Regions from separate parts of the Homo sapiens genome. Here region 2 is linked to region 1. Evidence: read pairs that join two places in POLR2A ChIA-PET (ENCODE). Cell type or tissue: PC-3. All regions are shown on one strand. Each heading gives the region's core, and the rest is flanking DNA. Links, peaks and the distances in the headings are about the cores only.

Region 1 (16,279 bases), core at 5,359-13,358:
AGAAAATCAGCAAGGATATAGAAGACTTGAAAAAAACAATTTGACCTATTTGATATTTATAGAAGTGTCTACTGTAAAATAGCAAATTCTTTTCAATTGCATATGAAACATTTATGAAGACAGACTATATTTTGGGCCGTAAAAAATTCTGTATAAATTTAAAAGAAATCATGTCATACAAAGCATGTTCTTTGATAACAGTGAAATTACACTTGGAATCGATAGCAGAAATATATCTGGAAGTTCCCCAGAAATAAATACATGTAAATCAAAGAAAAAGTCAAAAGACAAATTTGAAAGTATTTTGAATGGAACGCAAATGAAATGCTTTAAAAAAAAGTAAAGAGGAGGTAATACTTTCCCATTACCATGATACTAAAACCAGACAAAGACATCAAAAAACCCTAGAAACCAGTATCTCTCATGAACATAAATACAGAACAGTAAATACAAAATTGCAGCAAATTGAATCCATCAATATATTAAAAAGTCATGACCAAGTAGCTTTTCTCTTAGGAATGCGAAGTTAGATTCAAATATCAATCAATGTGATTTGCAATGTTTAACTAAAAAAGAAAAATATAACTTCTATTGATGTTGAGGAATTCTGACAAAATCCAATATAAATTCCTGATTGAAAAAAAAGTATCAACAAACTAACAACAGCAAAGAACTTCCTTAATCTGATATGGAACATCTATGGAGAACATATTGACATAGCTAATGGTGAAAGACTGAATGCTTTCCACCTAAGACCAAGAAAAAGCAAGAATTTCCGCTCTCTTTGTTTCTACTCAACATTGTACTAGTTCTAGTCAGAGTAATAAGGCAAGAAAAAGAAAAAGGAAGAACTAAGATTATCTTTATTTACAGACAACATGATCATCTATGCAGAAAATCTTACTGAATCTATTAAAAAAAGTCATTAGAACTCATAAGTGAGTTTAGCAAGGTTTTAGGATACAAGAGCAACATGGTAAAAATCAATTGTACTTCTATATATTGGCAATGAACAATTAGAAATTAAGCTAAAAGCAATATCATTTACAATAGCATAAGAAATATGAAATACTGAAGGATAAGTATAAAAGATTTTCAACATTTATACATTGAAAGCTAGAAAATACAGCTGATAGAAATTAAGGAAGGTCTACATGACTGCAGAGATATACTATATAGGTTGGAAGATTCAATACTGATAAGTCAATTTTCTCCCAAATTATCTATCTTCCCCCCTCAAATTGATCTGTCTGTACGTCTGTCCATCCATCCATCCATCCATCCAATGCAATCTCCATAAAAACTCTAGCAGTTTTTTTTTTTGTAGAAATTTATAAGGCTTCACACGGAAATGCAAAGAATCTAGAATAGCTGAAATAACTCTAAAAAAGAAGACTGGAGTGTTGACATGATTTCAAGATTTACTATAAAGCTACAGTAATAAAGTATGTTATTAGTATCAATACAGAATATTATTAGATAAGTGAAACAGAAGTCCAGAAATAGAACTATATATCTATGGATGAATAATTTTTAACAAAGGTACAAAAGGAATCCAGTAGATGAATAGTCTTTACAACAAATGGTGCGGGAACAACTAGGTATCCGTATCTTCCCCTCCAAAAAGAAGAAACCGAAAAGAAAAAGAATGTTGACACATATCTTGCATCATATACAAAAATTTACTCAAAATCAATCAGATACCTAAATGTAAAACATAAAACTACAAAATTTCTAGGAGAAAATATTTGTGTCCTTTCATTTGTCAGAGAAATCTTAAACACGACACTAAAAGGCCAGTCCTCTAAGACATAAATTCACAAGTTGGACATCTAAAAACTTCTGTCTTCAAAAGACACTGTTAAGAGAATGAAAAGAGAAGTCATAAACGAGGAAAAAATATTTGTAAATCAAGTATCTGTTAAAGGACGTGCATCCAAACTAGATAAAAAAAGTTTCACAACTTAAAGAGGATGTTCAGATAGCAAATAGGCGCACAGGAAGATTTTCAATATCAGTTACTAGTAAATCCAAATTAAAGGCGCAGTGAGACATCACTACATAGTAGTAGAATATCAAAAGTTTAAAAGATTGACCACGCTGTGTACCAACAAGAATGGGGAGGAACTGAAACTCTCATACATGGATAGTGAGAACGAAAATGATACAACCACTTTGAATATCATTTTGCAGTTTCTTAAAAAGTTAAACATATACCTGTCAGATGATCTAGCCACCTACTCTTAAATATTTGATAGAATTCAATGGTGAAACCACTTGATCATGAAGTTTTATTTGGTGGATGGTTTCTGATAGCAGGTTCAATTTCTCAAAGGAAATAGAGACCCTGAGATATTTTATTTCACCTTGTGTTAGTTTTGGTAAGTTGTGCTTTTCAAGAAATTTGTTATTTTCATCTAAGTTGTTGCAGTTACTGGCATATATAATATCTCTTTATATTTTCTTATTATCCTTTCTATGTCTGTAGAATGTGTAGTGATATCTCCTCTTTCATTCCTGATATTAGTAATTTGTGTTTTCTCCCATTTTTCTTAAGCAATATTAAGATTCATAAATTTTATTTATGGGGTTCATAAATTTTATTTTTTCAAATAACGAATTCTGGCTTTGTTCATTATTGCTAATGTTTGTCTATTTCTTACTCCACTGATTTCTGCTCTTATCTTTATTATAATATTTCCTTCCTTTTTACTACATTGGGTGTATTAATTTCTTAGGGCTGCCATAACAAGTTACCACTAACTTTGTGGCTTAAAACAACCAAATTTTATTTTCTCACAGTTCTGGAGGCTAGAAGTCCAAAATCAAGGTGTCCCTAGGGCCATGCTCCCTCTGAGGCTCAAGAAAGTTTTTCCCTCTTCCTAGTTTTCGGTAGCTCCTATAAATCCATGGTGTTCTTTGGCTTATACAGCTCTATCACTCCAACTTCTGCCTCCAAATTCACATGGCCCCCTTCCTTGTGTACTTCTGTGTGACTTCTCTTCTTTTTAAAAAATACCGTCATTGGATTTAGGGCTCACCCTAATTTAGCGTGATCTCATTTTAATTTAATTACACCTGCAAGGTCTTAGTTCCAAAAAGGTCACGTTCTTAGATTCTGGGTGGACCTGAATTTTTGGGATACATTATTCAATTACACTGGGTTTAACAGATACATTTTAGAACCTCTGGATTCTGTTATGTTCCTCTCAAGTATGCTGATTTTTGTTCAAGTATGCTGATTTTTGTTCAAGTTAACTTAGCCGGATTCAAATTCTCTTCGGTTATAATAAGCAGCTGAAAAGTTCTTTCAGCTTCTGGGTGTTTCTTTATTTGCAGAGCTTATTAGGATTTCTTCTATACATATATGGTTCAGTAGTCAGCCAAGGATCTGGGGCAAGGCTTACACACACATTTTGGGACCTACCGCCTCTGCAGCTCCCTTTCTTTTAGAAATTCCTTGCTAACTTTCCAGTATTCTGCCAGCTTTGGGATTCTGTCCTTTGATACTTCAAGTAAGTAAAGCTGTGGCTTTCTGCCACCTGAAGCCATCCACAGATTGGAAAGAGTCCTTAAGCAAAATGCTACAAACTTGAAAATACAAGTTTGTCCTTATATTCCAAATATAAGTTTTGGTCCCTATATTTCAAATGTAAACTCACTTCCCACTTCCATCTGCTTTCTGCCACTCTCCAGTGCCTTCAAATAGTTATTTTTTGTATTTTGTTCATAATTCTTAATTGTTATCCATGGAAGGCTTAGTCCAAAAAGGCAATTCTTCCACTAACAAAAGCTGGAATTCAGACATGTTTTTATTATGGCTTTAAAATGCTTTAGCAAAGTGCGCATTCATTTGTCAGGCCAGAGGTGCCAGATGATGATTTTACCTCATTAACTCTGAGAGGAATATTTTTAGCTTAAAAATTCTCAGCAAGTAGTTCTTACAGTACAGCCAGTATAGCTACCTATTTATAGGTAGGTGTTAGCCAAAGTAAAAAAGACCTACTGAAGTTCCAGAAGCATTCAGCAGAGCAACCTGTCCCTATAGATCAGTATTACATAAAATCTACCTAGCAATTTTTCTAACCCTATCAGATTTCTGCTAATAAACAGAATCAGACAAAGAAGTAACAGATGTATTTAAACAAGTCATTTTTAGTGGAAAGAAAAAAGGGAGAAAGCAAGAACAAAAGTGACTAAGCTAGGAGACAGATATTTTCATCATATCTTAGTAATTAATTACTACAAAGGATGGTGGGAAGGACTCTTAAAAAAGCAACTCTTTTAAAAAGAGGAGGGAAAGGATCAACCTTCACTATTAGCAGACATCCTCAATAATTAAGAAGATATGATATTTACTTGGCAGCCTACAGTCTATTCTATATAGAGAGTAGGTCAATACCTAAACTGAATTAAAAAAAAACTAGGTTTTACTTTTTTACCCAACAATTAAAAAACATATCTGGGGTTTAGTTTTAACTATTTAGACTGAAAAGTACATTTCATCCTGAGATTTGGCAAATCTGTGAAATTCGAGAGTGTAACAGAATCGTGGAGAGGGTAAGAGAGAAATGAACTAAGTTAGATCTGGATTCTAGTTCATGGTTTATTATTCTATTACCCTGGGCAAGTGGAATTAACTGCTTTTGGAGGCAGTTTCATTAAATGTGAAACAAAGGACTTGGATGAAATCTTTAAGATTCTTTCTTAGTGCTAAAAAAAGCTTTACGTGAATCAGATTTTAAACATATGAGAATTGAGTGATACTGACTATGAACTAACCATGACTCAAATGTTATTTCCCTTGTTCCTTCACAGAATCCCTTTGCCACTTCATTTCTCCCCACTTCCCCATAATCTTTCGTAAAAAACAGGGTCAATGAAGTCAGGCATGTCTCTGAAAAGAACTCTCTAGAGCTGATGATTCTCAATCTAAGACCTTTCTAGAATTTGATCTAAAACTTTTATCTCACTCATAAGACATAGGGGAATAAAAGTTAAAAATGGGTGGGGGGGACTCCTTGGGAACAATCAGTTTATTTTTGAAAACACTATGTTCCTTGTTGAGGTGTCCTTTCTGTACAGTGCTCACCAGTGAGGATTGCTGCACCTAGTCTAAGACTTTCAGTCCTTTGAAAACATTATGTGATATGACAGGTGCTATATAAAAGCATGGGGTTTCAGGAGTTTAGTATTTCCTAGCAAGGCTTAGAGCTTTTTCCTTTTACTAGATCAGCTACACTCTCTATATATCTTAATTTACCTCTCCTTTGGGTCACAATCCTCTGTTTCTAATTTATAGCCCCTAAGATCATTTAACCACAGGTATTATATCAGGGTAGGTTATATGCTCAGACATAACAACTCTGTGACCTTTTGCAAATTACTTAACTCCTCTCTCCATCTTGATTTCTTACTCTGTAAAAGGGGATACATATACCTCATGGGGCTGTCATGATAATGTAGTTATTAGCATGAAACCTGGTACATAGTAAATGCTCAGTAAATGCTAGTGATGGTCATGCTTTCATCCTGTCTTCCCATTCTTGATGACGAACTCTGCTCAAGTCTTTTCACTTTACACATTTCTCAATCACTTTCAGGAGTCTTGGCAGCATCATGGACTTCCCCTCACCTTCACGTTTCAGTGCCATCTGTTGCCTACTCCTGATGTTTGTTCTTCCATAGGGGGAGAGGCTAATTAAAGCACAAAGCTACCCTCTTAAATTTTTAAGTGAATAGTACAGCATGGCTAACTATAAGCACAATGTTGTACAGCAGACCTCTAGAACTTTTTCATCTTTCATGATTGATACTTTATACCCATTGAACAGGAACTCCCCATTTCCTCTTTCCCCCAGCTCCTGGCAACCACTATTCTACTTTCTATTCTGATGGTTACTTTAGATGCCTCATGTAAGTGGAATCATGTCATATTTGTCCTTTTGTGACTGGCTTACTTCATTTAGCAGAATGTTCTCAAGTTTCATTCATATTGTAGCATATTACAGGATCTCTTTTCCATTGATATATAGACCACATTTTCTTGATCCATTCATCCTTTAACATTTAGGTAGTTTCTGTCTCTTGGCAATTGTGAATAATGCTGCAATAAACATAGGAGTGAAAATATCTCTGAGACCCTGATTTCAGTTCTTTTGGAAAAATACCCAGAAGTGGGATTGCTGGATCATATGGCAGTTCTATTTTAAATATCTGATGAACCTCCATACTGTTTTCCATAGCAACTGCACCATTTTACATTCCCACCAACAGTGTATGGGGTTCCAATTTCTCTACATCCTCACCAACACTTGTTATTCTTTCTTTTTTTTTTAAATAATGGCCATGTTAACAGGTGTGAGGTACTATCTCATTATGGTTTTGATTTGCATTTCCCTGACAATAAGTGATATTGAGCATTTTTTCATATACCTATTGGCTATTTGTATGTCTTCTTTGAAGAAATGTCTATGTAAGTCCTTTGTCCATTTTTAAACATTGTTTTGTTGCTACTGAGTTGTAGGAGTTTCTTATATATTCTGGATATTAACTCCTATCAGATACATGGTTTGAAAATATTTTCTCCTATTCCATAGATTGCCTTGTTACTCTGTTGCTTCTCCTTATCCTTCTCCTTAAGACAGGTCCTCATTCTGTCAGCCATGCTGGAGTGTGGTGACACAATCATAGCTCACTGAAGCTGCAGCCTTGGACTCAAGTGATCCTCCTGAGTAGTTGGGACTACAGGCGTGTACCACCGTGCATGGCTAATTTTTAAAGTTTTTGTAAAGACAGGTCTCACTATGTTGCCCAGGCTGGTCTCGAATTCCTAGCCTCAAGTGATCCTCCTGCCTCAGCCTCCCAAAATGATGGGAATACAGGCACGATCCACTGTACCCGGCCTGTTACCTCTTTTTAAGTACTAAAAATACTGATGCCAAATACTGATGACTCATCTGGCATAGAAATAATTTTAGTCTTTGTTTTTTTTTTTGCTGAATTAATAAAATTCATTAAGCATTGTGTTGGCATGTTCTTATACATTATCTTACTATCTCTGTTCCTTTAGTTCTTTTCCATTACATGTTCCATTTCATTGTCCATCTGGCAGTGTCTATTCTTTAAATTTTTTTTTTTTAGCTTTTCTTAAGTATCAATGAGTTAATTTTAAAGGTAATAAACTGTAACTTGTTTTCTTCAAAACTGCTTTTAAATGTTGCTAATTTCTATTCCTGCACACTAACTGAACAAGGATGCTGGCAATGATAACTTAAGACAGAGAAATGACATGATTCTGAGCTGCATTTTAGAAAGATTACTTTGGCAGCCAGGCATTATACTGATTAGATGACAGAAAGACCAGAGAAGCAGAAAAGATAACTGATGGGTCTTCGGCTTAATACCGGGGTGACGAAATAATCTGTACAACAAACCCCCGTGACACAAGTTTACTTATGTAATGAACCTTCACACGCACCCCGGAACCTAAAATAAAAGTTAAAAAAAAAAAAAAAGAAGAAGATGGAAAGACCAGAGGAGGGAGGCAAGCTAATTAGCAATATTGAGAATGGAGAATATGGAAAGAATGTGAGAAACTCTGTGAGAGCTGAACCCTCAGGGTCTGGTCCTGACTGCATATAGGAGATAATGTAGATGGTGCTTCAATGCTGACTCCAAGATTTAAAGCTCAAGTGAGAGGAAAACTGAAGTACTATTTAGGAAGAGAGGAGTCGAAGCTGGTTTGGGTGAATGAATCAAGTATCCTCTCTGACCACAGCTCCTGCTGAAATATTCAACAGTCTTTGCCATCTCCAATACCGCAGAGTACAGAGTATCTACCATAAGCCAATGTACTGCTATTACTGTATTACCGATTGCTTTTTATATTAAGTTGTCTATGACATAGTTTCCTTATTACCACTACTTAAAGAGTTGTGAGGATTAAATAAGAATATGTTTAAAGCTCTAAGCACTGTGCCCACAAAGAGTAAGAACTCCAATAAATGTATGCTATCACTTTTACACCTTTTGAAGAGTGTCTCACTGTTAACATTTGTCTTAGTGTTTTAAAAAGTCCATTGCCTTCTATTAATGTGGGGATAAAAAAGGGGGAAGGCTTATTTTACTCTGAAAAAAATCTTACTTTGAATCTTTGAATAACTTCCATATTAAATTTCAGCTTTCTGACATTGGTCTTATGGGAAAACATTTGTTGAGAAAAATCTGCAGTCACTGCTGAGTGGAATTTTCAGAAAGAGAACAAAGATCTTTGGAGAACAGTTAAAAAAAAAAAAAAAAGAAAGGGAAAACCCAATTCTCCCAAAGGTTGCTGCTTTTTTATATGCTTCCTCACATTTAATACCTGAAAATGTAGAGAAAACATAAAACAGTAAAGGTTTTAAAATAGGAAATATTTGATAAAATATTTATAACTATGGCAATACAGTTGTTTTAAGTATTGTGCTCTTAGAGTGTTGGCTTTTAAGGTGATATACAACATTTATTTTTGGGAATATAAAAACTGGGTATTTTAATTCGTTGAAATTTAAGATAAAACATTTTAAAGTGAACTCTCATTGATGAAATAGCCTTTCGTTTGTGGCCTTAAAATGAAATCATCTAGTTCTGTAATTTTATGAGCATCTGGGGAAGTTATTTCACAACAAACCTTTTATATACTACAAGATTAAAAAACTTAGATCATTTTACTGAATTACAAAATTTTTTTGCAAAGTCTTATCTAAGTAAATTTATTGGCATTATGGTTACTTTAATAGACCTAGTCACTTTTGAGGAAAATAATAAGATTAATTGGGAAGTTTATTCTTTAATTTAGATCAAAACATCAAAATAGGTTAAGAGTGTGTTATTTTTCTTTACTGCACTCAAGGCATTTTAAAGTATTTCCAGTGAGATATCTTGCAGAGTTAGATGTCATGATGAGAGTTTTGTTCATGTTACTTCACAGTCTTCTCTGCAGAAGAGCTGGTTGGGGGTGAGGGGAACAACCTCATACAACTAAAACTTACAATCTACCCATATAATATTTACTATAGGAAGTTATGTGCATGCAACCTTATCCTTGGGTTTTGAATCTACTTAAGAAAATTTAATCTTACTTGTAGGGATGAAATAATGAACAATGAGGTAGAAAAGACTGATGGAAATATTCCCTTGTAAATGTGAGAGCCAGCCAGGCAATGATCAAGATGACTAAGCAACCTCAGGGATGTGTGACTCAGTAGGCTAATGTAAGAGCATTTAGCTTCATGACATGCATCTTAGTCATCATCATAAAGGATTCATTGTTTCAGAACAGTACGGGACTCATAAATGGTGTGAAGCACAGATTTGATAAAAATTAAATTTATTGCTTTGATAAAACCAAGTTAACTGTGGCAGGGCCAATTTCACATAAATTCTGCCAATGAATCAGACTATCATTTGTACATATGCCCTCCAACCTAGTGTCTATTAAAGTAGCTAATAACTAAACACAAAGCCTCTGAATGGCTTTTTATGTAATGAGATTTAGTAAAAGTTCTAAGGAAACCACCATATATTGAGAAATGAAGTTTTAATTAGCAATATATAATTTCTTCAAGTAGAAGAGTGTGGTTGTAACTTAAGACCAGGCAGGTTAGGGTCTCAATATTAATAATTTGTTGTTAATTTAACCCACGTAGCTACCATTCAAAGTCACTATGCTACAATTTGCCTTGTATATTTTAACTCCTCCTGGTTCCCTTTATATAATCCATCATAAGATTTATTACATTTATCCATAAAAATAAACTATTTCTTCCTTCCTTGTAATAGGCAGCAAACTTAGTTTCTATCTTTCTCTGCGGAATGAGAGAGCTTTCATTAAGATGATCAGAAAGAGTGGACATTTTCAGGTGGATAATTTTTAGCATAACTCCACATTAACCTAATGGTGATTAAATTTAAAAACATGAAGCCAAAAATAATTAAAACAATTTTTTTGAGACTGTTGCCCAGGCTGGAGTGTAGTGGCACGATCTTGGCTCACTGCAACCTCCACCTCCCAGGTTCAAGTGATTCTTAAGTCTCAGCCTCCTGAGTAGCTGGGACTATGGGCCCACGCCACCATGCCTGGCTAATTTTTGTATTTTTTTAAAGTAGAGATGGGGTTTTACCATGTTGCCCAGGGTGGTCTCGAACTCCTGACCTCAGGTGATCCCTCCACCTTGGCCTCCCAAAGTGCTGGGATTACAGGTGTGAGCCACCATGCCTAGCCTAATTTTAAAATTTTAAGTTAAAAACTTTATTAGTTAAATTAATTCAAATTAATATCTATCAAAGACATTAGGCTTTGGGACTAGAAAAGGCGCTTGTAGTAGGTTAGCTAGCTATATACTCTGTACTAGTACACAATCTTCTATGACTTTTATCATTAGTATTCAAGCTCTTGGATGGTTGACAGCTAGGAATCTGTTAAGTTGCTTTGGACAGTTGACTCACATGACCTCTCCCCCGTTGGGCCGGGTTTCTGGAAATATCAATTTTTGTAGAACAGTTGTTCAAAACAGCTGTCTTGAAGAGTGAAAAAAAAAAAGGACTTTTTAACTAATGAAGCAATGTTGATGTTAATATCCCACTTGGAGATGTTATCCCAACTTCTGCTTCAGCAGTCAAAAGACTACCATTATCATCAAACAACTGCAGTTACTATTAAGGCACCTGTTAAATTAATTATGCCTGTATTGTTAAATCATGTTCATGAATAACATGTAACCAGCTCTCAAACTACGCATTTTTGCACTTTTGTAAATAGACTGATGGACCTTGAGGCATAAAGCTTATCTTCAATTACAATGACATCCTCTAAACTAGTGGTTTTAAAAGTGTGATCTGCAAAATCACCTGCAAGGTTTAAGACACGGCTTGCCAGCCCCATTCTCAGAATTTCTGATTCAGTAGGTGTGGAATGGGGCTAAAGAATCTGCATTTCTGAAAACTTCCTAGATAATGCCACTCCTGCTGGTCCCAGGACCACACTGTGAGAGCCACTAAGCTCGCCTACTGCAATAGTCTCAGTGAGAGGCAGTATTGAAGGAGGTGAAAAGTAGTTGGATTTGGGAGCTCTTTGGAGGTGTAGAGCCAACAAAACTTGTTTTTAAACATTGTGATCCTAAAATAAAATAAAAGCGTCATCTGGGGATCCCTAGATTCTTGAGATATGTTCTTGGAGTTTGCAAAGTCAAAACTATATTTACAGTACTAAGAGGTTATTTGCCTTTTTCCACTCTCATTCTTTCACAAGTGTACAGTGGAATTTTCCACAGCTTACATAACTTTAACATGTAATGGGTCTATTATTTATAAAAAAATGAATAAATGAGTTATTTCAACAATCCCTATTATTATTTTAAAACATTATTTTAAACAAAGTATATTTAACATATTATTTTTAATTTCTAATATGATAATATCAATTTATCCCATATAAATATAAGCTCAATAATTTTTTAAAAATGAGACAGGGTCTCCTTCTATCACCCAGACTGGAGTGCAGTGGAGCAATAATGGCTCATGGCTCACTGTAGCTTTGGCCTCACAGGCTCAAGTGATCCTCCCACCTCTGCCTCCTGAGTAGCTAGGACTACCACCATGCATGGCTAATTTTTAAATTTTTTTGTAGAGACAGGGTTGTTGCCTAGGCTATGTTGCCTATGTTGCCTAGGCTGGTCTTGAACTTCTGGCTCAAGTAAGCCTCCCACCTTGGCCTTCTAAGGTGCTGGGATTACAGGGACAGCCATAGCCGCCTGTGTAATTTTTTTATGAGTATAAAAGGCTCCCGGGACCAAAAAGTTTGAGAAACACTGCTCTTAACAGAATAGTACAAGATTCTGCCTATATGAAGTTCCCAATCAATGCATGGCTTGTCACCTCAAATGTTCTTTGGACATACATCCAGAGGATATTATTTCAGACACTCTCTACACTTGAAATCAGTCAGTCAATAAACTTAGTTATCTACTGGGTATACTACAGTGTATATAAGCATTAACTACCATCTCTAGGATCATTTAAAACCAGAATTGTGATTAAAAAACTATTTCAGAATAAAATACCTAGGAATACAGTTAACCAGGTAGGTGAATTATCTCTATCAGGAGAACTTCAAAACACTGCTCAAAGAAATCAGAGATGACACAAACAAATAAAAAAAATTTCATGCTCATGAATAGGAAGAATCAATGTCGTTAAAATGGCCATACTGCCAAAAGTAATTGGTAAGATTCAATGTTATTCTTATCAAACTGCCAATGACACTCTTTACAAAACCAGAAAAAATTATTTTAAAATTCATATGGAACCAAAAAGAGAGCCCAAATAGCCAAGGTAATCCTAAGCAAAAAGAACAATGCTGGAAGCACCACACTACCTGATTTCAAACTATACTACAGGACTGCAATAACCAAAACAGCATGGTACTGGTACAAACAGACGCATAGACCAACCGAACATAATAGAGAACCAGGAAATAAGACTGCAAACCTACAACTACCTGGTCTTCAATAAAACTGACAAAAACAAGCAATAGGGAAAGGACTCCCTATTTAATAAGTGGTGCTGGGATAACTGGCTAGCCATATGCAAAGACTGAAACTGGATCCCTTCCTTACACCACATAAGAAAATTCACTCAAGATGAATTAAAGACTTAAATGTAAAACCCCAAACTATAAAAACCTGGAAGACAACCCAGGCAATACCATTCTGGATAAAGAAATAGGCAAAGATTTAAAGATTTCATGATGAAGCCACCAAAAGCAATTCCAACAAAAGCAAAAATTGACAAACAGGATCCAATTAAACTAAAGAGCTTCTGCACAGCAAAAGACACTATCAACAGAGTCAACAGACAACCTACAGAATGGGAGAAAATTTTGCAAACGATGTCTCTGACAAAAGTCTAATACCCAGCATCTACAAGGAACTTTAAGTTAAGAAATTTAATTAATTAAATTTAAATTAATTTGTTAAGAAAAAACAGATAACCCTATTAAAAAAAATGGACAAAGGACATGAGCAGTCACTTTTCAAAAGAAGACAAACATGCAGCCAACCAGCTTATGAAGAAGAGCTCAATGGCAGAACACACAGACACAGGGAGGGGAACATCACATACTGGGGCCTGTTGGGGGATGGGGGGGGCAAGGGTGGGAACAGCATTAGGATAAATACCTAATCCATGCGGGGCTTAAAACCTAGATGACGGGTAGATAGGTGCAGCAAACCACCATGGCACATGTATACCTATGTAACAAACCTGCATGTTCTGCACATGTATCCCAGAACTTAAAGCAAAATTAAAAAAAAAAAAAAAGAAAAAGAGCTCAGTGTCATTGATCTTTAGAGAAATGCAAATCAAAAGCACAGTGAGATACCGTCTCATAACAGTCTGAAAGGCTGTTAATAAAATGCCAAAATATAACAGATGTTGGCGAAGCTGTGGAGAAAAAGGAACACTTATACACAGTTGGTGGGAGTGTTTTCCACAATCAGTTCAACCACTGTGGAAAACAGTGTGGCAATTCCTCAAAGATCTAAAAATAGAACGGCCATTCAATCCAGTGAAATCACTGGGTATATTCGAAGGAATATAAATTGTTATCATAAAGACACATGCACACATATGTTGACTGCAGCACTGTTCACAACAGCAAAGACATGGAATCAACTTCAATGTCCATTGATGGTAGACTGGATAAACAAAATGTGGTACATACACACCATGGAATACCATGAAGCCGTAAAAAAGAACGAGATCATGTCCTTTGCAGGAACATGGATGAGGCTGGAGGCTGTTATCCTTGGTGAACTAATGCAGGAACAGAAAACCAAATGCCGCATGTTCTCACTTGTAAGTGGGAGCTAAATGATGAGAACGCATGGACACATAAAAGGGAATGACAAACACTGGGGCCTACTGGTGGGAGGAGGTAGGAGGAGGGAAAAGATTGGGAAAAATAATGAATGGATACTAGGCTTAATACTTGGGTGATGAAATAATCTGTACAAGAAACCCCCATGACTCATACCTATATAACAAACCTGCACATGTACCCCTAAACTTAAAAGTTAAAAAAAACCTATTTCACAGAACTTGTCAGAGTACTCCTTTAAAATGTATGAAAGATACACCTCTATTCTAAAGTGGAAAGATATACCTTAATGCAGACTAAAAAAGATTTTCAATCATTTCATTACTTTTTTGGGGGTAGTTTCATTTTAATCATAATCAGAAGAAAAATATGTCAAACTGAAATATGACTGTAATTTGTACATTCCTTTAAATAAAATTAGAAAGCATGATGTGACATGTTTTTAAAAATTATTCCAGGAAAACAAATCTGATTTTTTCTGAAATAAAGTACAACATTGTGGATATAATAATCACATATTATAAAGGCTTGCCAAGCAGGTCTGAAGAAACATAAGGAAAGTTTATCTGCCCAAGTTTGCTTTCCTTTCTTGATAATGTGTTTTAAGTCGTATCCTAAGCCATACAATTCATCTGTAAACAATAATTAAGATAACATGTTACTTTTTGAGAGAGGATTATTGTTCAGGGACTCTAAATTCTGAAAATTCTGAATTAAAGTTATTACTAGTTTTAGTATACTTTACACTGCTAAGTAAACACCTTGCTTTTTATGGATCAATGTACCCAGCTGGATGGCATGTTCTAACCGTTTAGACTGCTAAAAGGAAAGCTCTTGAAAAATAAAGATGACTTCAAGGAACTGAAATACTAACATCATAGCATCTTCATCAATGGACAAACTCCAGCCTAAGTATTAATGTAAACAATAAGTTAAGACACTATTTGCAAGGAATATGAAATTAGTATTTTTAGAAATTCAATATTCAGTCAGAGCCCTTCCTAAAGATTTAGGTGAGCTTTGGGAAAATCTTTGAATGTGCTTTTGTTGTTTCACTGAATGCTTCGGCTGAAGATCAATGCAATGGAAAAGATCTTTGTTGCATTCCAGATAAAACTGGTATTTGTAAACATCAAGCTCACCAGAATGTATCTGTTAAAGACCTTATTAAATCTTCAGATACTACAAGCAGATAGGTACTACCACATATCAACAGAACTCAATATAAAGGTTTCCCAAAAATTTCACTGCTGAAATCTGTCAAATAATTTTGTTTTCTATGTAGTATAACATCTATTATTCAATGATTAGTAAAGCAGAAAATAAAGTCAACAATGTCAGTATGTTTTTTAGTAATAAGATGGAAGATGATGCCAATGTGGCAGATTTTCAATCAAATCTGAAGGTCCATATAGATCAGTAGTTCTGTCCAATCTTCTTTATTACGGCTGTGCATTCTGGTCGGGGCGCAAATCAATTATTTGGTCTCTTGATCAACTTTATTCAGACTTTAGATGTAATTAGTCTAAAATAGTGCTTGATATATTTCCATTTTCTGGACTGTAAACACACAGTTGCATATGCCATGCAACTGGTATATGACAAACTGAAGAACTGGCAAGCAGGATGGACAAAAGGACTGGGAACTAAAAGTATGACTGAGGCTATCAACTAACTGCTGTTGATGGGAGGTATGGTAATTGTTGCAATACAATCAATTATTTTAAAATCCTGTTTGCTTAGCCATCACTGAAAAACTGTTAGCATAATGATGTCTAGAGTGGACAGCAGACATGTATAAATTCCTTCCCATGGGAATTGTGCACGTGGCACTATACTGCTTAGAGTAGGGAATAGGACAAGGGGTGAAGAGGAGAGCTAAAGAAAGATGAAAATCATCCGTAAGATAAAATTAAAAACACACTTGTGGTAGAGATAGAGATTGCTAACATACCAGAGAAAGGAGACTATCTGTTAAAAGCTATCAGAGACAGTTTGGTTCATTTTGAGCAAACGAGAGGCATAGAAATACCAATAAGAGGCTCCTCAACTAGACCATCACTGTAACAAAATGACAGTCTTTAAAAAGATCTGGTGCCAGCTTGGAGAAGCATGTAGCATGCCACAAAGAAGGTAAGGCAACAGGTACCTGAGTGAGAAAAGGATAGGTTGTGTAGCTCTTGCTAGGCCAGGATTATAGGCACTTTCTAAAAGACCAAGATAATAAAATATTGCATGTTACTAGAAATGGCCACTAAAACAAAAATGAAAAAAATTCCCTAGCAAAATACAGCCTGAGTATCCCTTATTTAAAATGCTTGGGATCAGAAGTGTTTTGAATTTCAGATTTTTTTGGACTTT
Region 2 (16,279 bases), core at 4,228-12,227, 120 kb after region 1:
CGTATATTTCAAATCATTTCTAGGTTACTTACAATACCATATGCAATGTAAATGCTATGTAAATAGCTATTATACCATATTGTTTGTATTAGTTTTTACTCTTGTATTATTATTTTTGTGTGTGAATTTTTTAAATCTGTGGTTGGTTGAACCTATGGCTGTAGAACCTGTGGATATGGAAGGCCAACTGTATGTAAAAAGATTGCTAGGCTATATTCCAAAATATTAACAATGGCTTTCTGATTAGTGGGGTCATGGATTATGTATATTTTCTTATTTTAGCTTAGTTGATATTTTATATAATACGGATAACTTTTTAAATAAGAGCTAAAAATATTTTCAAAAGACAGTGAAAACATTCTTCAGAAAACTTCCTGACAGTACTTATGTTTCCAATAGAAACTAGACACTTAAGTTTATTTTAAACCAAGAGAACTAAGATCATAACTTCTTCAATGGGTCCCAATAATCCCCGTCCCTTCTGTAATCATGACCTTTTGTAATTCCCTCCACTTGAGTGTCTTGAGTGTGAGTTGGACCTACTGGCTGGCTTCTAATGAAGAGAATATGGCAAAAAGTGATAGAATGTCACTTCCATGATTAGGTTATAAAAACTGTCACTGTCTTGCTGGTACCCTTTCTACCTCTTGCTTGCTTGCTCTCATGAAACAAGGTGCCATGTTGTGTGCTGCCCTACGGAGACGCCCACATAGCAAGGAACTGAGGGTGGCCTTTGGGTGAAAACCAGTGAGGAATAGAAGCCCTCAGTTCAACAGCCCATGAAGATCTGAATCCTTCTAATAACTATGTGTATAAACACAAAAGAAGATCCTTCCCTAGTTGAGCTTCAAGATGACTACAGCCTCAGCTGTCACCTTGATTGCAACCTGTGAGAGCCACAGAACCCTGCTATGCTGCATTTGGATTCCTGACACATAGAAAATGAGATAACAAATGCTGTTTTAAGCTATTACATTTTATGGTAATTTGTTATGCAACAATAGATAACTAATACAAATACCTACTCTGAAGAACACTCAATAAACAGAATTTAACCAACACTTCCTGCAAGTCTTACAAATTTAAATGTGATAATTTATAAATTCTAGATAAGAAAAAACAAAAAGACTAAGAGGATTTTAAGTGACTTAGAGGTAAAGGATGGCAGTGGAAACATCAGATACAGAATTCCAGCTTCTTGCGTGTCAAAACCCAAGTGAAGAGTACCTTTCTGTCCCTTCTTTGCTCCCACAGAATTCTTCCTGAACACTGCGCTGCAGGAACATATGTTCTGCTTAAGAAACACATTTTTTTCCAAGAAGTAAATGTGTAATAGTATATACATGTGAGAAATATGTTGTTAGCAATAACTGATGTTCCAGGCATTGTGCTAAGTAAATTATAGGTACTAGCTTATTTAACTATCACAAACACCTTATGGAGTGAGTGATATTACTATCTTCATTTTATAGACAAGGAACCAGAGTAGATTAGAGATATTAAATAAAAGTCACCAGCTAATAAAGTAGCACAGCCAGAACTGAACTCAAGCTTCTCTGTTCCCAAGCCTGAACTAGACACCACTATGAAAAACTGACCCCATTAAAAATAAACACGCATACACACAACACAACTTAGTATTTATATATAGACTGCATGTAAAGATGCCCAATAACTACAGTATACATGAAATTTTATTCTTTTTGTGAAGCATTCATTGAAAAAAAGATATAACTTTACCTACAATATCCTTAGATAAAAGGCAGTAAAAAGTCAACATAAAACATTATGAGGCCAGGTGTGGTAGTCACTCCTGTAATCCCATCACTTTGGAAGGCTGAGGTGGGAGGATTGCTCGAGCCCTGGAGGTGGAGGCTGCAGTGAGCCCAGACCCTGCCACCGCACTCCAGCCTGGGTGGCACAGTATGACTCTGTCTCAAAAATAAATAAATATATTTTATATTTTTATTTTACATATTTTATGTATTTATGTATGTTTATATTTTTATTTTACATATTTTAATATGTCGTATCTTTACAACCTTCCTGTGATATAGGTAATATTATCATCCCCATTTTACAGAGGGAAATTAGGAAATTAACAAATCATGGTTAAGTAATTTGCCCAAAGTCACACAAGTAGTAAGTAGCAGAACTGGTATATGAACACAGGCAGTCTGGCTCTAAACCACTGGCATTTTACTCTAAACCAGAACATTTTACTTCTTCAAAAGCTGGAAGTTAAAATGGTTTTACAGTTAATGAAAATATTGCCCCTTTGGATATCTAACTAAATTACAGATCTAAACACCACATTCAGAGGCCAAGCCTTCAGATTTTGTGATGTAAAACACCTTAGAAAAGTTATCTAAAAGTTAGTGTGATGAGATTATTAACCTTCTAAATGCTGGGGCACAGAAAATCATACCCCAAAATATGGTCTCTTGACATGCTGAACTAAAGAAGCAACCTCAAGGGCTTTCTGGCCTCCCCTCCCACTTCCTGTCTCAATCTTCTGCCTCTCCCAAAGCATAGGATGAGGCTGTTCTCTGAAGTTCCCTTATCTGCCTAGAAACTGGACCCACCAAAGAGGAACACAATTGTCCCCGATCCCCTTCCTAAAATTTCATTAGCTACAGAAGATTAAAACTCACATCACAAACAATGAAAAACTAAAGATCAGGAAAACAACTAAAAATGTTCAAAGTAGGGTGGGCATGGTGGCTCACGCCTATAATCTCAGCAAAAGTGCTGAGGGAGGCCCAGGTGGGAGAATCACTTGAGGCCAGGAGTTCAAAACCAGCCTACACAAAATTGTGAGACCCTGTCTCTACAAAAATAAAAATTAAACAGGTGTGGTGGCATGAGTCTGTAGTCCCAGCTACTCAGGGGGCTGAGGCAGAAGGTTGCTTGAGCCCAGGAGTTGGTGGTTGCAGTATGCCTAGGCAACATAGGGAGATCTCATCTCTATTTAAAGAGAGAGAGAGAAAAAAAAAAGAACTTACATGGATAGGAAAGTTTGGGGAAGAAAAGCCATTTATATTCATATTCTAGTTCTTATGCTTATTTCCATAACCAGTAATAAGGCAGTATCTCATACTTCTAATACACAACTTATTTCTGTTTCATTTGTCTCCTAATCTCTACTTTAGACTTCATATCCTGATAGGCCAATCCCATAGTTCTATTATTTCCTTTTTCATTCTCCTCTCAAGTCTATCCACTATACAACTTCTAGCTTTTTGTTCTTGTTGTTCTAATAATTAACAGGTGCTTTTTTTTTTTCCATTTCAACCTTTACAATAGCATTTCTTCTTTCTTTTTATTTGGTGCAAGGGAGGTTACCAACTGTTTTGAGAACCTGTGATTGGAAAAAGTACATATGTACATGTAGCAAGTTTTTACTTATCATTTTAAAGGGCTAAGACTCCCCCCAAAGCTCATCAATTTTACTCAGGTTAAAAATTCTGTTTCATACTTATTGTATTTACAATAAAGCAGAATACAAACACAATATAACAAAAGATATGAAACAGGAGGAAAAGGCTCTTGGTACTCATAGGACAATGCAAAATCATACAGAAGATTTTATGTACAAGCACATAGTTTGTAGCAAAACCAAAGAAGCATGGTTAATTATTTAGGATAAAGATAACATTTTATAATGTTCTCGGAAATTTTTTAAATGGAAGAAAGAAAATGAAAAAAATATCATCCTTTGATTTTAATGGAAATGACCATGACTATACAGGAGTTGGGAAAAGACAGTTCAAGGAACTACTCACTTTAAATAAAACACTTTGTTTACAATGGCTTGTGCTTATGCTATAGAATGTACAATACAGATAAAAAATCCAAATGAAAAAAATTTTTACAGGTGCAGAATATACACAAATATGAATATGCACTAACTGTAATCAAACTGTTTTCTCTTTGAGTTTTAAATATATGCTAATTTTGCTGTCACCTTAAATAACACTGTCCTTTGAAAGACACTACCGTTTTTTAAGAGATTTAAAAGAATCCATATAAAAAGATTAATCTCAAATTCCTCTGAATATATTTGGTGTTGATAAAAGCCTGCCTATTTCAAGACTGGTGTGGGCTTTGGCCCTTAACCTTTCATGCACATATAGTCAAAAGTCCTATAAAACTGTCAACTTGGCCTACCATTATCTGTGTCAAAGGTCACTTCTATACTTGAAATTTTATATTATAATGTGAAACAGAAACACTTAAAAAACTAAAATAAAAACAGAGTATCACCATCATTTAGTGTCATCAGATTACTGAAAATTTTCAACAGAAGTTCATTGTAGAAATTTTAGAAAATGCAGAAAAGTATAATGATGATGATGATGATGAGTAACAGAAAGGGTGCTAATGTCTTGTTTATTTTGCCTGAGCTAAGCATGTGGCATATACATTATATTTCACTTAATCTCTGTAACAATCCTATGAGATGATAGGTTGTTTTGTTTTTGTTTTTGTTTTTTTTAAAGATAGGTCTATTTTTATCAGTCACACAGCTAGTAGGTGGAAGAGAAAAAAATTAAACCTAGATCTAACTCCAGAACATAAGCTCTTATTCACTAATACATGCTGCCCAAGAAAGAAAATTAAAACCACCTGTAATGCCACCAACCAGATATAATCTCTGCTAACTAATATTATCTCACAACAATCCTACTCTAACTTTCCAATAATTCAAAGTCTCCCCTCCTTAGGCAACCAGTGGTACGGTTTGGTGTATTCTTCCAGAAATTTTTTCCTATGAATATATATTCATGTATCTATATAAAAGCATAATTTGTTAAATTATAGAAATAATGTTGCTGTGACAGGAGACTGTGGAATGGAAAAGTTAAGTGACATGTTCCAGACCATAAGATTCATCAGAGAAAAATCAGAATTGAAATGCAACAGGACACACTTAACAAAAAATGACCCTAAACCTTTAAGTATTTTTTCTGATTAAGACCTTGTCTTATACCTTAGGATCATCACTGCAAAAATAATAAAATCAACTAACAATTATGAGCACTGACTATGAGCCAAGCATTCTTCTAAGTGCTTTATATATATTAAACTGATTTAAAATTATCATCTCTATTTTTACAGATGAAGAAACAGGTAGAAAGGTTAAGTGACTTGCCCCAAATCACACACCTAATAAGTAATACTGTAGATAGAAAAGTGATAGAGTGTAGGATGAATCTATTTTCTTATTTTGGAAATTGCTTTATTGAAATCACTAACAGTTGGTTACCCTTTTTCATAAAAATAGAATATGACTATCTCATACTTAACTGAATTTTCTGCTTTTAAATCTAAGGACAGTAAGGAATGCTCATGGAATTTACACAGTGACAGGATTAGAGGGCAATATATTTTTGGACTATATTGTGTCCACTTCAAGAGCTGAACAACAAATCCTGCTTGTGACCCTAGACAAATCACTTGAATTCTCTAGATCTTAGTTTCCCCACTGTGAGACAATTAACACACACAATTCCCGGAACATCCCCTTTATTCTGGTAGTTTACTTAACACCATCGATTATCTCCACAGTTGTAGCTGCAGAACCAAAACATACTGTTTGCTTGTATTTTTCCCACATTTTTTGCATACAACAAATGTAACTTGAGGAACAGTAAACCTTTAATTAGATATTATAGAAGATAATGCTATATAATGAATCACTCAATTTAATATTCCAGCTCAACAGCTATACTCCAGAGTAGCTTTCCCTACACTTTTGGACTTAACCATCAGTGAATTGGTTTGGTTTGATCCACAATTTCCTTTTACATGCAGGACAACACAGAAAAGTTAGACGTGGGTACACAGATGTCAGGTACAAAAAGACATACCAAGAAAAATATATAAGTCTATTTCTCAGACACAAAAGCTACCAAAAGGTTTAAGTTTAGATAACACAGAAACAACACTGGCAGTTACTCCCCAGATATCAATAGTGGTAGAAGGAACCCCAAAGACTTTCAGCATTGTTCACTGAACCACTGAACAATGACTGTACAGTGAGTAGCCTGCAGCAGCCCTGTAACCCAATTGGTTCTCAAAGCATAGAATCTCAAACAGCAGCTTCAGTATGATCTGAGATTTTGTTAGAAATGCAAATTCTTGACCCACTCCAGACCTACTGAGTAAGAAATTCTGGGGGCCCACCAATCTGCATTTGGACAAATCTTCCAGGTAATTCTGAAGTAAGTTAAAGTTTGAAAACCACTGCTCTAACCTTCAGTTTGTGATTGTTGCCTCTGGGAGACAAAGTATTTTCCTAAATTTTCAGGTGATAATGAATAAAGCAGGCAGACAAGAAGGTATCAGAACACTAGTAGCCTTAACTGTATTACTCTGTATGAATGTACAATAAAATATCATCAGTGGTGTTAGTATATCCTATGTGAAAGAAATTCAAAAATTAAGTATTATTTCACTTTATAATACTAAAATTTGCATGAAAAAATGCAAAATCTTTTTGGTTTGTGAGTATACTCATCAATTCATTTGGTTATTGTTAATTTTTGATACTATGTAGAGATAATAGCTTCAACCCTCAGGTTACCATTCTTATCTTGGTAGAAACTAATTTTCAGAGCATCTAATAACTTGATTAGAGATGAGCAAATCACTATAAAGTTTCTATGCTTTAAAATTGTTTCAGATAAGAAAAGGAAAGACTTTTTTAGCAGCACTTTGATATTGTGTTTTAGTTTCTTCCTTGCTTTCTAAAAATCATAACCGAGCTTTAGTTTAATTCTAATTCAACAAAGAATTCATGCCTGTGGAAAATATACATAAATAATCACCTGAGTAAGACTTTAGCTTTAGATTAGATTAAAGATGTCAGATGGGCAATCAGGAAGTGAAAGATTAGGCCCCCATGACAGTCATTCTGACTTGCAAATCTGGAAAAGGCCTCTGATAGGGTTTTCCTTCTAAAACTCAAGAAAGGGATAGAAAATTAGCACACTTATTTTACTTTATAACACTAAAATTTGCATGAAGAAATGCAAAGTACAATATTCGACTGCCCAAGAAGCGTGACAATACCTCAAAACATGAAAGATTCTTCTAATCGTGTGCTATAGTACCATTTAAAGAACTACTTTGTTCCTTTTGAAAACAGAAAAGCTGGTTCCTAATACAAAACTGTGATTGATTTAGAAAAGAATGGTTATCTATAAGAGTGGATGAAGCCGTTTCAATACCCCGAAGGAAAGCAAAATCCCCAAGGTCTTTCAGTATTCAAAATTGACTCATAAAATGAAACGTCTCTCATTTTATGAGGTTTGGCCCAAATTTTCTCCTACTGTTTTGTTTTTTGTTTTACTATGTCCTATCTGGCTTCGAAGGTATATTATACTGACATTTCAGATCACAGATACTGATATCTTCCCCAGAACTAGGAATCATTTTACTCTGCTGACCCCTCATGCTGTAAATATGTAGTAGTTGTATTCACTGTGGTTTAACATCAATTTTAATGAGCAGGAATAAACAAAAGACCTAAAACCAAGTCTTCCAAGGTCCTTCCTTTACTAATGCTCTAATCTGTATACTCAGCTAGAGCTGTGAACATTTCTGACACAGCTCTATAGACTGACTGTAGAGAGAGTGTAAAGGATGTTGCCAGGCAACTCATCTAAGTTTGAAAGAATCTAAGCATTGATAATGAGTCTTTCTCAGTTTGGCTCCCACACAAGAAGGGTTTTAGTGAACTCTCACATGTGTTTACAGGCCATTCACAAGAGGTATTTCTAAAAGTAAGTATCTGTATCCAAAAGGAGTCCATCTCGGAAACCTATATTTCTTTTCTAATTCAAGTTTAATGTTTCCAGCATCACAAGTATTTTCTATAATCACCAGAAATCCAACAGGAATTAGGCATAAAGGTTGTATGCAAAAGTGTTGCATAGAACACTTTTGTGTCTAGTGTTGAATGAATATTCTTATTCACATCTTCAACATTTCTGTTTGCACATGGCCACAGCAAAATTTCTTTAAGTATCTCAAATCACAAAAGTAACCCTACTTACCTAAAACTACTTATCTACCAAAATTATTTTAATTCTTTTGAAAATTACCTTTGAAATTATTTTCAATACTTACTCTCATTATTGTATCAAAGTCAAAACAGGGCATTCAGTAAAAACTATGTTCTATTAAGAAGAATAGGCAATCAGTTGCAAAAGAGGTAACATGTTTTTATGAGTAGTATACATGCAAAACACTGCTCTGCTGGATGGGCCTGATCCAATCCTCCCTCTTTCAAAGCAGACACTTTGCATGCATGCTTACCAGGGCAGTATGCATCCACGTCCAGTTTCTGAGCTGAAGTGAGGGTTGGTGAGCCAAGCTCGGATTCTGGAATTCGTGGGCTCTCAACAAACTTTGCCTTCCTCAGAGGGGCTAAGAACAAAAAGAGAGAGAGAGCAAGCAAGAGACAGAGAGAGCAAGAGAGAAAGAAAGAGAAAGGAAGGGAGAGAAACAGGGAAAGAGAAGGAAAAAGGGAAAGAGAGAAACATAGAGGGGTCATGAGTAAGGGGAACAGCAGGCAACAGATGGAAGCACTTAAATGAACGACACACTCTGTCAGACTCAGATCAGGTTACCCTATTTTTTGAGCCAGAAAAAAAAAAAAAAAACTAACTGCATTCTTCATAGAGGAGATGGGTCTTGTTAAAAGTCACTGAAAACTGGAAAAGCTAAAATCTAATATTCAAAACTATTAGTATAAATTGTGATTGTCTGTTACCTTATTTCTCTCTCTTTATAAAGCAAAGAGCTTTCTTACTTTGGCTTCTTTTGCCATTAAATACAGATGTTAACTAAGGAAAGCACAGGACTATGTTTCAAGGTTTTGTTTATAATAACTGTAATCAAAAGGTTTTTGTTATCCAGAAATAACTACTCTAATACTTGGTCATGATAAACACCATAAGTAGGATTAAATATAAGCCATCAGGCCTAATCTACGTAGCTTAACAAGAAAATCAATTACCTTACTTCTCAGCTATTAATGTAAGAAGTCAAAACTGCTGGTGGACTAAAGCATTAACTAGGCCCTGCTAGTTTGACACTAGAAGCTAAAGACATGTGATTTAGTTACCAATTTAATCATGATGCCTATGGAATATTAATATCTCATGCCATGGAATCCATTCATTCTTGTAAGGAATAAAGTATAACTCATGAATTGAAAGTTTTACTTATTGAAAGTATGTACACATTTTATTTACTAATTTTTAGGAGGAAAAATTCAGGAATGCTATTGATACACATTCGAATAATCAGTTATTGTAAAAGTTAAAATATGAGGATTGCTTAGGTGCTTTCAAACTGAGTTCTATTAAATAAACTATAATAGGGTGACAGTGCTTAGCACAGTACTGGCACAAAGTATTAGTTGAATCTGAAATTGATTTGTTTGTATTATATATTAGTGTCATAATCATAGGTGGCCAAGACATGTGTCTAAGATCACATTACTTTTCTCAAAAGTTTCTGCATGTTCTTCAAAGTCCTCATCCATTACTGACCCACAAGAGATTCTACGTTATTCCTAAAAGACCCTGTAAAAAGTAATATACAACTCTGTTATCACAATGGTCAGAAATCTCCTTCATTTTCTTTGAAGGATAAAAATCAAGTATTAAAAGTATATAGAAACTATTTTCAAAATGTGTCAATACTCAAAACCAACAGACAACTAAGTCACGCTTTATACCTTAGGGTATGTATATTTTCAGTATATGTTAAAAAATAATAAAGCCTGTTACTGTCTCCATGGCAACAAAGGCCTAACATTAAGAGTCCTAACAGTATGGTTCTGTCAAAAGCAAGCTTTGGAATAGCAGAACTCTCACCTTTGCTATGAGTGTGAGACTTGAGCCTGTTTTTAAAAATCATTATTACAAATAAAGATCTCAAGTGATTTATATGTATATATGCAGGCTACTAATAGCCAATATTAGAATCTCTTTCATTATAATTTCACCAACAGATTTAAAAATAATGAAACAGTTTATTTATTCAATACTGCTTAGTATAGGAAAAATGATTATATAGTAATTTAATCCTTAAGGCTCTTAAGTCCTTTACTAGAATTTTATTAAAGCATTGTCATGGCATCAGAGTAACTGTTTTACCTGCTGAGTTCTGACAAAGACAGCACAGGTCCCTGCTCAAGGGACTCTATATATCTTAAAATCTTAAAAACATTTTTTAAATAATGAAATTTAGGGCTAGTAGACAGACCAGAAACTTAAGGTAGAAATGTAAGAAAAAAAGTGAAGGATGGCAGGAGAACTTAAGGGAGGTATGAGGCGTGTACAAGAATTATGAGATGAAGTCAAGGGAAAAGATCAGGGTTCTAGAGATCATACAGAAAAAAGGAAATAGCTGAAGACTGTGAAGAGAGTATGGACTATATGGTGTTAATCAGAAGTTAAACAGATCTGGCAGAGGAAAAAAAATAAAACCTCTTACTAAAATACACAATTCTCCAGCAAAGAGAGTTATTTTAGATCTATGAAGCTCGATGTATACCAACTTCTTTATTTTCCCTTCTCAGGAAATTCCAACTGAGGTTATCTTTATAGCTCACAGGAGACATTTAATTCTTTCTTCTATCTACTCTTCACCTCTTCCCTCATCCATGGGGTACTGTGCTTGTCTAATAATAAAGTTAAACTGTTTTATAAGGTAGATGATAATGGTGTTCTCATCCAAGTCACAGAAAACTAGTGTCATTTGTAAGTCAAACACAGCAGGGACAATCACAGATATGATAAGTTGAACAATAGTCATAATATTGCTTGGTGGAGAACATAGAAGGGCAAGTTGGAAGATGGGGCATAATGTTTTACCTGGAAGCCTGGAATTTTAATATGCTTCATTGTAAAAAATGGTACATAAGATGATTCATGTGAGTAAGAGAATTCCACATTAAAAGGCCTTCTCTGATAGTTAAAAGAAGAAAGAAAGTGGTTGAGATGAGATGGGTAGGAACAATCTAAAGCCCAAACTTGGCATTTTATTGTGATGTAAGAGATAACAGAAACTACTGCACAAATAAGTGATTGGAACTGACACTGGGAACATCGATTCTTATGCCCTCAATGACTTGAGTTACAGAATCTGGCAGAGGTTGAGCAGATGAATGCATATCGGCTTAGAGGTTAAGTAGAGTGATCTGAAAAATCTAGGTCTTGATTCTAGCATATATTAATAGTAAGAAATTAGGCAAGTTATTTAGCCTTACCAAGCCTCAGTTTCCTCATAAAGTCACAGTATTGTTATGAGGCTTAACTAATTCCAAACATGTATAAGTATTTAAGCACAGTGCTTGGATACAGTGATATAGCTCACTTATTAAGTTTATTAATACATGGACTAGTGAGGGCTACGGCTACAGAAAACAAAGTAAGAAAGTAGTTTCAGACATACTATAGAGACAGCATAACATGGCAGCACATTAGTGAGGAATTTGAGAGTGCAGGAATTAAGGGTAAGGGCTCTGAAACCAGAATGCTTACATTAGAGTCCTATTTCATTCATTTTTTTTCTAGCTGTAAGAACCTTTCTGTGTTTGTTTCCTTTCATCAGTTATTTTGGGCTAATAATATCAAAGACAATTTGTGAGGATTATATTAATTCAAATAAAATCCTCAAAACAGTACCTAGCCCAGAATAAATGTTCTAAAAACATCAGCTGTTATTATTGTTTTTGCTGTTGTCATCACAGATTCAGCATGATTTGGAAGTCTGAACCGTGCATATATGTTGAGGCATGGGGGTAGTAAAACAAAGATGTCTAAGGGGATGTGAACAGTGATATCACCAATTATTTTTTAATTGAGAAGGGAATCATGTTGAAGAAAATACAATATGTTATGCCTTAGTAGAGTATCCAAATCAAAATGGTCTAAGTTAGACAACAATAAATATGTGGTACAGAATGGAAGTTAAACAGTATTCTTTAGACCATGGGTTCACAAAATGTGGTGCCTGGACCAGCAGTATAATATCACCTGGGAATTTGTCAGAAATGCAAATGATCAGGCCTCACCCCAGATAAGCTGGGTCAGACACTCTGGAAGGTGGGGGCCCAGCAATCTGTATTCAGCAAGCCCTGCAGGTGATCGTATGGCACACTGAAGTTTGTGAACACTGGATTAGAGAATCCACGAACACCACATGCAAACTGCTCATTAAGAAAATTTTCTTAAGAAAAAAGCTGTAATGAAATACAAATCAAGGCCTCATCTGTGAGAGTATCAACATGTGTGGTAAAGTTAGAATTTCTTTTCTTTTTTCTTTTTTTTTGTGAGACAGGGTCTGGCTCTGTTGCCCAGGCGAGAGTGCAGTGGTGTGATCTCAGGTCACTGCAACCTGCAACCTCCTCCTCTCAGGCTCAAGTGATTCTCCCATCTCAGCCTTCCGAGTAGTCGGGACCACAGTCATGTGCCACCACGCTTGGGTAATTTTCGTTATTTCTTTTTTTTTTGGTAGAGACAGAGTTTTGCCATGTTGCCCAGGCTGGTCTGGAACTCCTTGGACTCAAAAGATTTGCCTGCCTCAGGCTCCCAAAGTGCTGGGATTACAGGCATGAGCCACCCACGCCTGGCTATTAGAATTTCTTTTCAGTCATTCTTTTACCGATTTAACTCTTGTGTTGTTGTTGTTGTTGTTGTTGTTGCTGTTTTTTAAAGAGTCCTAAGTTATAAAGTATTAACCATATGGGGTCTATTTTGAAGAAATAACAATACTATCTATACTCACTAATTCTTCCCATGATCACCTGGGAGGCAGGTGGTTGAGGGAGGATAAGAGCAATCAGATTCATCACACAGGAATGCTAATGGTGAAAAGAGAAAATCTACCTATCGAGGTTCCTCTGTATGCTGGAATGCTGTAGATAATGTTGAAGTATATCTAGTCAAAGAAATATAAGGGCATTAAAATAATAAATAATTACTGAGGTATTGTCTTTAGTAAATGTTTCATAGCAGAAGGGATTTTTTAGGAGGAAACTGGCAGAAGACTCAGATAAGAATATACAGAGAGAACAGTATGGAGGCAGACCAAATGAAAGCAAAGATCAAGAAAATGTAAAATGAAAGATAAATATAAAGATAGGCAGAACAATAAAAGTACCAAGAAAGTATTTTCACAAAGTTGGATTTGAGATTATAAAGTATATTTAGTAAAGTTAACCTGAAGATAACTTAATAAACATTAATTGTCCAGTGTGGTAGGAAAATAAAAATGTTTGTGCAGGCAAGAAAAAGAAATACAAGGCATCCAAAGTAGAAAGAAGTAAAATTATCTGTTTGCAGAAGACAACTTATATGTAGAAAACCCTAAAGACTCCAGAAAAATACCTGCTGGAACTAATAAATTCGGTAAAGTTGCAGGATACATAATCAACTCACAAGTTAGTTGTATTTCTATACACTAACAATGAACAATCTGAGAAAAAAAACCTAAGGAGACAGTTCAATTTAAAATAGCAACAACAAAAAAATAAAATATGTAGACATAAACTTAATCAAGGAAACAAAGGACTTGTGCACCAAAAACTATCAAACATTGCTGAAAGAAATTAAAGAAGGTACAAATAAATGAAAAGGCATCCATTCTTCATGGACTGGGGGACAATATTAAGATGGTACACCACCCAAGTGATCTATAGATTCAATGCAATCCCTATCAAAATCCCAACGACTTTCAATGACTTTTTTTTTCCCCAGAAATAGAAACATCCATCTTAAAATTCATGTGAAATCTCAAGGGAACCTAAATAGTCAAAACAATCTTGAAAAAAATAATAAACTTGGATTTCTCACACTTTCTGATTTCAAAACTTACTACAAAGCTATAGTAGTCTAAACAGTATGGTACTGGCATAAAGACAGACATATAGACCAATGGAATAGAAAAGGCTGGCCAGAAATAAACCGTATCATCAATAATTTTTGACAAGGGTATTAATACCATTTAGTGGGAAAAGGACAGTCTTTTCAACAAATGGTTTTGAGGAAACTGAATATGCAAAAGAGTGAGGTTAGATCCTTATCTTACGTCATATAAAAAATTAACTCAAAATGGATCAAAGACCTAAAAATAAGAGCTAAAATTGTAAAACTCTTTGAAGCAACATAGAAAGAAAAGATTTGAACTATAGAATTGTAAAGAAGTAGAGAGAAACATTGAGAAATTTATCTGGAAAGAGAAAACTATATTTTAAAAAGTTTTAACAAAGCTTTCATATGCAGAATCTTATAACATTTTAGTTCCTAAACATTTACTAGAAAATAAACCTTTGAATATCATGAATTTTCTGTAGTGGGAGTGGGAAAGAAGGGTAGAAGGAGAGATAGTGTTTGTGTCATTCTTTGTTTCCTTCTTATTAACCCTGGATCTCTGTTAGGTTTAAAATCTGGAAATAGGTGGGAAGGGCATCCTCCTACCCTATCTAATGTGCTGATTAACTATTTCTCATGATTGTGCTTCAACGGTGACATAAGCAACATCCTGAAGAAAGCAGAAATGCAAGGAGATTTTCCCTTTTAATTATTCATTTCCTGCAAAATGGTGGGGGGATCAAGAACAATAAATAAAAATAAAATAAAGCACACACAAAAAAAAACAGAGAGAAGGAAAAACCAGTAGAATCTGACATTTTGGCACAGGGTAGATAAAAGTGAAAAATGGTGAAGAGGAAAAAAATGATAATTCATATTCCCTGTTAATTCTGAGAAAGTAACTATCTAAAGAAAAGAAAAAAACAAAAATAAAAAAGATACAATGCAGAAAAAGAAAATGAAAATTTGATATGATAATCTTTATCAAATAAAGCCTAGTCTATTGTAGAAACAATTTCTGACTCTTCATAATGCAAATAAAACTATACTTCTCTGAAACCAATTATAAATTAATACACAGCTGCAAAGTATCTTTCTAGTTATTTCTTCTATGTAAGTATAAAAAAATGAAGTACATGTTTTATAAACCTCTCATCTCCCTCTATCTTCCCCAATACTACGTGTTATGCCTTTTAGTTCCCTACTCGACATACTCCAAATTTCATATAAAAACTGTTGTGTGTAGTTTTACATCCAATTTATGCTGAAGTGTCAAATAATTGGAACACATTTATTTAAATGTGAATGTATATTATTGTAGCTAGAGATATAGTATATGTATACATTTCTGAAAACAGACTATTAGATATCTGATTTCTCTGTGATTTATACAAATATAAAGGAAATATAACATGTATGCAGTGTGGCAAAATAAAGATGACTTTGTTTACCAATACAAATATCAATTAGTATGTGGCCACTAGTTATCTACTATGGACTCTCATATGAACCTTTCCTATCCCTATTTATCATAGTGAACAACTGTAGAAATGAAAAAACGATTCATTTCATCTAAGCAAAAAGGCAACATTACATAGTTTCACCATTTTTAAGATTAACACAGCAATTATATCCATTTAAAAAATATTGAAATCTACCTAGTCAGCAACAACTCGTAGCATATGGTCTCAATATAAACACAGGCCCCACTAGAATATATACCATAAAGAATACAGAGCTAAGTGTGGAGAAAATATTCTGACTTTGAGTCTATTGAAAATTTAGCATTTGAATATTAAATTCTAGAATTTTTTCTTTTTTTTAAAGACAGGGTCTCACTATGTTGTTCAGGCTGGTTTCAAACTCCTGGACTCAGGCAATCCTCCTGCCTCAGCCTCCCAAAGTGCCAGGATTACAGGTGAGAGCCCCTGTACCCAGCAAAATGTGAATATTAAATTCTTTTAAAGAAAGTACTTATCACCTAAAGACTTTTATACTAACTCCTAATAATGAAAATAAAACAAAAACTCTAAAGTAACCAGAGCCAAATAACTGAAATGTCATCATTTAAAATCTATAAATAATTCAATAAGGGATGAAATAACTATATACTAATAGTGACACAGCAAATTGTTACAAAGAAATAGCAAAAATAATGGAATTTGAGAAGGTATACTAGCATATTTACCTGCAGGTAACAATTTCAAAACATGTATTATAACAAATATATTAATAAAGTTTTCTACTGATTAAAATAAAGAGGTTGTGATATCAGAGCTAAATGCTTTTCTGTATTTAGTCATTTCTTGTTCAGAAGTTATAGCTGTGAAATATAAATTGATAATTTTATACACAGGCAAATATTGCTAAAAGCTCTAGAATAA

What was found. Peaks named below come from ENCODE experiments on the same cell type or tissue, not always from the same donor. Only the 100,000 strongest peaks of a DNase experiment are listed, where the experiment ranks them.
Region 2: POLR2A ChIA-PET joins it to region 1 with 10 read pairs; 2 of 35 experiments call an interaction of 5 or more read pairs at or near these places.

What each region holds. Positions count from the first base shown.
Region 1 is chr17:63,268,517-63,284,795 of GRCh38, reverse strand. All of the region lies in intron 9 of TANC2 (tetratricopeptide repeat, ankyrin repeat and coiled-coil containing 2), which reads right to left. Among named protein-coding and RNA genes, the nearest start is that of CYB561, 170 kb to the left of the region's middle. In PC-3, for the core only: no CTCF peak of the experiment used is centred there; DNase peaks (open chromatin) are centred at 9,255 and 10,455; H3K4me3 peaks cover 893 bases; H3K27ac peaks cover 5,021 bases.
Region 2 is chr17:63,143,427-63,159,705 of GRCh38, reverse strand. It overlaps TANC2 (tetratricopeptide repeat, ankyrin repeat and coiled-coil containing 2), which reads right to left. Exons shown (of 28, transcript NM_001394998.1): 5 at 8,326-8,436. Among named protein-coding and RNA genes, the nearest start is that of TANC2, 190 kb to the right of the region's middle. In PC-3, for the core only: no CTCF peak of the experiment used is centred there; no DNase peak of the experiment used is centred there.